Linked DNA regions of Homo sapiens: region 1 is linked to region 2. The links are chromatin contacts, found by Hi-C or POLR2A ChIA-PET in ENCODE. All regions are on one chromosome and are shown on one strand. The core of a region is the stretch at or near the end of the contact, and the rest is flanking DNA. Distances in the headings are between cores, read along the strand shown.

Region 1 (3,223 bases), core at 66-2,565, 3.0 Mb after region 2:
CCGGCAAGCCCTTTGGCACCAGCAGCTGGTCCTCATTCCAGGCTAAGGGCTCGCCGTAGTGGCTCCCTCCGAGGCTGTCCCACCAGACGCTTAAAGGTGGCTCCATAGTGGAAACGACTTCTTTAAAGAAGAAAGATGAGTCTCATGTTCGGGCAACCGCCCGTCGCAGGGGTTAAACGGTCCTGACAGAGCAGCCTTTTCACCCTCCCCTGGGCCAAAGCACACACGTGTTCTCTGCTTTCCCTGCACACCGGCCACTCAGATCTGCTTCTCCACAATCTCAGCCCCTCAGCGCCCGCCAGGGTCTCCCCTACAGCCCCTGCCCAGCCCAACACGGCCAGAATGACCCGCGGCCCAGGCCGAGGCCGCAGGGTGGCCCCCGACCTTCCACTGCCTTCGGATGCTGACATGAGGTTCCCGCCCCGCGCTGGGGGCAGCGCCCCGTCCCTGCGCCGGTGTCTCTTCACGCACCTCCACCGCCCTCGCACAGGCGGAGCCACCAGGGGCTCGGTTTCTAGAGGCCTGCGAGCTTCTGCCACGCAAAACGCCACAGGCACACGGCAGAGCCCCGGGGCCGCCCTGCGCCCACCTCAGGACGGCTCCGCTGGTCGCACGACGCGCGCTCCTTCCCTCACCCCACTGCCCGCTCCGGCGTGGCGCTCCCCTCTGAACCCCCAGGAGACTCTGGAGCCCCTCGGTGAGAGGCCGCTAGTCTTCCTGACCTGCACCCTTCTCACCTGGTTGGCAAATCCCCGGAGGTGAGCCATGGCCGCGCCGCCTCAGACCCTCCGCCAGCAGCCCCAGGAGGCGTCTGGATCCCGCGGAGAGGCGCGGAGCCGGCTAGCTCGCCCCTGCGGCGTCAGTCCACTGCGAGGGACACCAGGGGCGCTCGGTGCCCAGTTCAGTCATCTGAGACCGACCTCCGGGGCGGCGGGCTCCATGGGTGGGGGGGGGCCCAGGAGACCCCCCAGGCCGCCGGGGCCCCGCCACGCCCGGGCCTAACGCCCAGGCTCCCGGGGGCTCGCCGCCCCTCCCGTCGCCGCCCCCACCTCTTCCAAGGCAGCTTCCTCCCGGTGCCCCCGCCCCGGTGTCCCCGCCACCGAGCCCCGCCCCGGGCCCCTCCCTCTGCCCCCTCCCCAATCGCCGCAAGCGCCCCGCCCGGCAGCGCGCCCACCTCCGCGGGGCTCCATCCCGGCCTCCCCCGGCCCGCTCTGCAGCGCCCGCGAAGGCTCCCACCCGCAGCCTCTGTTCGCCCGGGGACCCCGGGCCTCCCAGCCCGCGAAGCAACGGTGGTGGCGGCAGCGACCGGAGAAAGCCCGGAGGCGACGGCGAGGGCGGTGCTCGGCGTCGCGGCCCGCGCACGGCTCTCTGGGACCCCGAGTCCCACCGCCCACTCCGGGCCCGGAAGCCTGCTGGCGTTGGACTACAAGTCCCGGCAGGCTGCGCGAGAGGGGGCCGGGGCTCGCATGCGCGCCGCGAGGCTCTCTGGGACCCCTAGTCCTGCTCCCGAAAGGTTTGGACTGCGTCTCCCGGCAGGCCGCGCGCCTGGGCGGGCGGGGCACGTGGTCGTTGTCGCGTCGCGCCCTCCCTGCCTCGCCCTCGCGGGTCTTCTGCGTTTGCTGGCGCCTGCCAGGCGTCGTCTCCGACGTTACGGCGGCCGCGCGGCCCTCTCCCTTGGGCTCTGCCCTGCGCAGCCCTGGTTCGAGCGGGCCAGTGAGGCCCGGCGCCCTCCCCGCCTCGCCACGAGGATCCACCGCGGCCGCCCAGGCTTCTAGCCTTGTCGTCACGGCACGGAGATAAGCCCGCGCTGGCCACATCGCGAAGCCCCTGTTCGTACTGAGACCCCGCCCGGGATCACGCGCACAGGCCAGGGCGCACCAGGCCTTGGAGAAGCTACCGGCACAGCCCATTCCTTGGGCGAGTTGCTTCGCCTCTCCTGCCTCAGTTTCCTTACCTGTCAAGGGGTGGTCATAGGACGTCCTTGGTCACACCGTTGTGGGACCCACCTGGGCTAGAGCGCGGGACGCGCCCAGGACAGTGACTGCTGCTGGAAGCCGTCATGGCACTCCCCAGGGTCCGGGAGGGACTTGCAGATCCCAAGGCTACCTGGTGCGTCCCCGTGCCCCGTGGGCCGCCAGGTCATAGTGCCCCCTGTGTGCATTCCCCTAGTGCACCGCAGGGATCCCCACCTGTCCGGTGAGGAAGATTTGTCCCTCCTGCATACTGTGTCCACCCTTACAGGCCCTCACTCTCCATGATGGCTCAGCACAGGTGACTATCCTGACCTCCTCACATCCCTCCTTCTTCGAGAGGGTTCTGGCGTTTCTCTCTGCTCCCTGGTGCGTGTCTTCTCATGGTGCACTGCCGAGTCCTTTAAGAAGCTATGCTTCCCTGTCATGCGTCCAGGACAGCCCCTTGAACCCCTCCTGGGTCCGCATCTCTCATCACCCCTGCTTCTTTACGTACTGACTTGGCTTTGTTTGTGCTTTGACTCCCCAGGAGAAAGTGGGCTTCCTGCAAGCGGAGCTGTGCCCAGGACCATGCCAGCCCACGGCAGGCGCTCAGTAATGTTTGTTGAATGAATGTGTAAATGCATGAAGATAATATATGTATTTAATGCATGTAAATAGATGCCTGCTGCATCTCTGGCCTTCGTGTGGTCAGTAATCGCTGCACTTTTCCGAAGTGCCTAGAAGAGGCTGGGAGCAGTGGCTCACACCTGTAATCCCAGCACTTTGGGAGGCTGAGGCAGGCAGATCACTTGAGGTTGGGAGTTCGGGGCCAGCCTAGCCAACATGGTGAAACTTCATCTCTACTAAAAATACAAAAATTAGCCAGGCATGGTAGTGCGTGCCTGTAGTCCCAGCTACTAGGGAGGCTGAGTCAGGAGAATCGCTTGAACCTGGGAGTTGGAGGTTGCTGTGAGTCAAGATCATGCCACAGTACTCCAGCCTGGGAGACCGAGCAAGGCTCTGCCTCAAAAAACAAATTAATAAAAGTGCCTAGAAGAGTTTTTCAGCCTTTGCCTGCTTTTGGCCAATTGTTAACCCTTTGCTCCTGGCTGCTGTCTTGCTAAGCTGCCGTCCGGACGTGATCATCACCATGTCTTTTCCTGCATTGACCTTCCAGGCCCTTCATCCCGTTTCTCTTGTTTTCCATTTCTTTTTTGTTGTTGTATACTTCTGTTATTCTTCGGGGTTTTTGTTTGTTTGTGTGTTTGTTT
Region 2 (3,346 bases), core at 497-2,996:
TAAAAATACAAAAATTAGCTGGGTGTGGTGGAGGGTGCCTGTAATCTCAGCTACTCGGGAGGCTGAGGCAGAGAATTACTTGGACCCGGGAGGCAGAGGTTGTAGTGAGATTGCACCATTGCACTCCAGCCTGGGGAACAGAGCGAGACTCCGTCTCAAAAAAAAAAAAAAATATTTGAAGTGGGATTGGAACCACAGGGAGAAACTGGCGGCACTACAGCTGTGGGCACTCTTAATCTCCCAGTCCCTGGTAGGTTTTGGAGACGAAGGTAAGTGGGCTTAACAGGTAATAATTGCTCCGTATTACTCAGAGTGTGGATGATGTCACATTACCTTTTCCCTCCAAATCAAATAAAATTTAGCCAAAACGTCCATATGCAAAGACTGGTAGCAAGTCTGACATTATTATTATTTTTTTTTTCAATTGAAGCCTCACCCCTCCCTTGAACTCAACATGGGGACTTCTTTCTGGACAAAGGGGAGAGACCTGGTCCTCTGTCCAAGGTGCGTTCTGCCGCTGCTGCCCCCCTCCCAGGCCAGGCCTGTCCACTCAAAGCCTGGCAGCTCCAGCAGTGAGTCAAAGCCCCTGTGCCAAGTGGGGCCACAGGGATGCGGCCCCCCCGTCACCCCCACAGCCCCTTTGGCAGCCCTTCTACCCCAGGCCTGCAGCTGAGGGCCTGTCTGTTAGCTCTGCGGGTGGGCTGGAGGTGTGGTCAGTTACCTTTAGCTCCTATCTTGGTCCATTTGGGCTACCGTAACAAAATACCGTACACGGCGTGGCTTAGGAGCATCAGGAATGTGTGGCTCACAGTTCTGGAAGACGGAGGTCCGAGGTCGAAGGCCCAGCAGCTTCGGTGTCTGGTGCGGAACCGCCTTCCAGCTGGTAGGTGTCGTCTCTCAGGCCTCTTTGATGAGCCTGATCCCGTTCGTGAGGTTTCTGCCTCTGTGACCTCATCACCTCCTAATGTGAGGCCCCGCCCTCACTTGGGGATGAGGATTCCAGCATGTCCGTTTGCGGGGGACATATTCTGACCGTTGAACTCTTTAAAGCAAAGCCCTAATTTCTCCTCTTTCTTTCCTAGTGGGGCTGATGGCGCAGTGGGAAGAGTTTGACTGTCCAGATAGCCTAGTCCCAGACCCCAGACCAGAAATCCTGTTTAGGGGCTCAGTATTGAGAAAGGCAATGTCTGGGTCCCCCTTCCTCAAGGCTGGGCAAGCGGCCCTGCCCCTGTGAGAGGTGCTGCCCCTGCTACTCAGCCCTGCCCTGCGGACGCAGTCTGCTGCGGGGGTTTCTTGGCAAATTAGCCAACACATCAGGGTCTCGAGTATGCAAATAATGGAAGACTGACATGGAAGTAGTCTATGTTGTAACCATCCTTGCGACAGAGCCCACCTGACTTGCTGTGTCCCTGGATCCGCAATACATTCTAAATGCTGGAGACAGTAGAGGTCACATCTCCTAACTACAGTGTAATGACAGTCAAAATAAAAATTCAGGAATAAATTGGAACAAGAAGACTCGCTTCCTGGGAACTTAAAACAGTCATCTCATGGATAAAAGAGAAAAACCAAATCAGCAGTGACACAATATTTAGAAAAGAACAAAAAAGAAAAAGTTACATGCTAGAGCTTATTAGATGTAGCTTGGACTATACTGAGAAAATAATTCCACAGTTTAAAAACTGTTAAAGGAAATTAAGAAATCACTTGAAATGAAAGACAAACAAACCCAAGGAAAGCAGAAGTAAGGACTACAGATAACAGCAGAAATAATGAATTCAAAGATGGAAACAAGTGAATTGATAAATGAAGCCTGAGAGCTGACTCTAGAAAAATCGAATAGATAATCTACTAACTTGTTAACCAAGAAGAAATGTAAGAAAACACAAATTCCCCTCATAAGACTAGCCTTGGATAAACCAGAATTTACAGAGAACAATTCTTACCATTCTAAGTTAAAAGAGTTTGAAAACGTAGTTGAAGAAGGTAATTTTTGAAAAGTATGTATTATTAAAATTAATTGAAGAAGTGTTAACATATTGAAATGCACCAACATCTGTAGAAACATTTGAGAAAGCTGTAAAAGAATCAACGCAACGAAGTGTAGCTTGTGTGTGTGTGCATGGTGTGTGAGAGTGTGTGCCTATATGAGCATGTGTGCATACATGTGCATATTTATGGGATGTGTGTGCATGCTGTGTGTGTGTGCCTGTGTGCATGTGTGCACATGCATATGTGTGTGTGATGTGTATCATGCATGATGTGTGTGTACGTGGCAAGTGTGTGTTCCTGTCTGTGCACGCATGTGCATGTGTGCATGGTGTGTGTGTGTGTATGTGTGTGTGTGTGTGTGTTTTAGCCTTCTGTAATCTTTCTCATGCTTTCCAAGCTCCTTCAAATGCAAGTAATAATAATCAAAGGAAAACGAAGCCCCGTATGTTTAGGAACAGTGCCATGCTTTGCTGACTGGCGAAGCTCTGTATCTTTAGGGGCGGTGTCATGCTTTGCTGACTGTCAAAGCCCTGTATCTTTAGGGACAGTGCCATGCTTTGCTGACCATGGTGCTGGCTGTCTACCGCTGGTCCAGACCCACCTCCATCCTCGCCACGCTCTGTGTTGCAGGAGGCTGACTGCATGGGCCAGACCCCAGCGGCTTCTCTGCTCTTTGGCTTCTGGTCAGGTTGGCAGCCAGGGAGAGAGAGTAGAAGGGGGCAGGAGCTGGGCAAGGCCGCCTGGCTCCCACCCTGTCTGTTGCTGTCATTTGCCTTCTACTTCTGCCTACACTCAAACGTCTCAACTTCTGCCCTTCTGCTGATCTCTCGGCTCCTCTCGGCCTGTGTGACAGACTTGGAGATGTGCCACCCAGATGCCCCTTCCAGGAAGGACTTGCTCCCAGCTTTGGGGAGTGGTCAGAACATGGCTTCCACCTGTTAGCTCTTCAGGATCTTCCCAGTGATGAGCCCCAACCGGCCTGGGCCAAGTTTTTCATGCCCAGCTAACACCCGGAGACTGGGAGAGGGTCTTGGGAGACCCGAGGTGGGATGCTGGATGGGTACTGTGCACTTGGGAGCTTCCAGACAGGCCTGTACCACAGTTGAACGTCTCCCTCCACCCGCTTCTCCCTCCTGTCCAGGTGCTGGACCCTCATAAACATCTTGTATCCTGACTTTGTCTCAACTCCTGCTTCTGAAAAACCCAACCCATGACAGGCGGGTCTCTCTCCAGCTCCCAACCCACGACAGGCGGGTCTCTCTCCAGCTGCCATTAGCTACTCCGGCAGCCCCTTGCCTTTCAGGACTGGGGTGGTAACTCCCAGCTGTCACCAGCCCCAAGATACTGTGGAGGG

What was found. Hi-C counts contacts between places; a loop is a spot of excess contacts on that map. ChIA-PET counts read pairs that join two places held with the same protein, here RNA polymerase II (POLR2A).
Region 1: a loop to region 2 is called in a map of sciatic nerve, with 19 times the contacts of the local background. The contact joins the promoter of STK25 here to the promoter of LINC01107 in region 2. A Hi-C loop is called at or near these places in 1 of 168 maps with a recorded cell type or tissue (sciatic nerve). POLR2A ChIA-PET finds 5 or more read pairs at or near these places in 1 of 52 experiments (activated naive CD4-positive, alpha-beta T cell).

The regions. Positions count from the first base shown.
Region 1 is chr2:241,507,269-241,510,491 of GRCh38, forward strand. It overlaps STK25 (serine/threonine kinase 25), which reads right to left and starts at 1,316. Exons shown (of 12, transcript NM_001271977.2): 1 at 1,175-1,316; 2 at 738-867. The coding sequence starts at 767. LOC107985788 (a long non-coding RNA gene) reads left to right here and starts at 1,604. Exons shown (of 2, transcript XR_001739177.2): 1 at 1,604-1,829; 2 at 2,170-2,627. RefSeq lists an enhancer at 141-190 and silencers at 621-670, 951-1,720.
Region 2 is chr2:238,553,753-238,557,098 of GRCh38, forward strand. It overlaps LINC01107 (long intergenic non-protein coding RNA 1107), which reads right to left and starts at 1,747. Exons shown (of 3, transcript NR_037809.1): 1 at 722-1,747. RefSeq lists an enhancer at 2,214-2,715.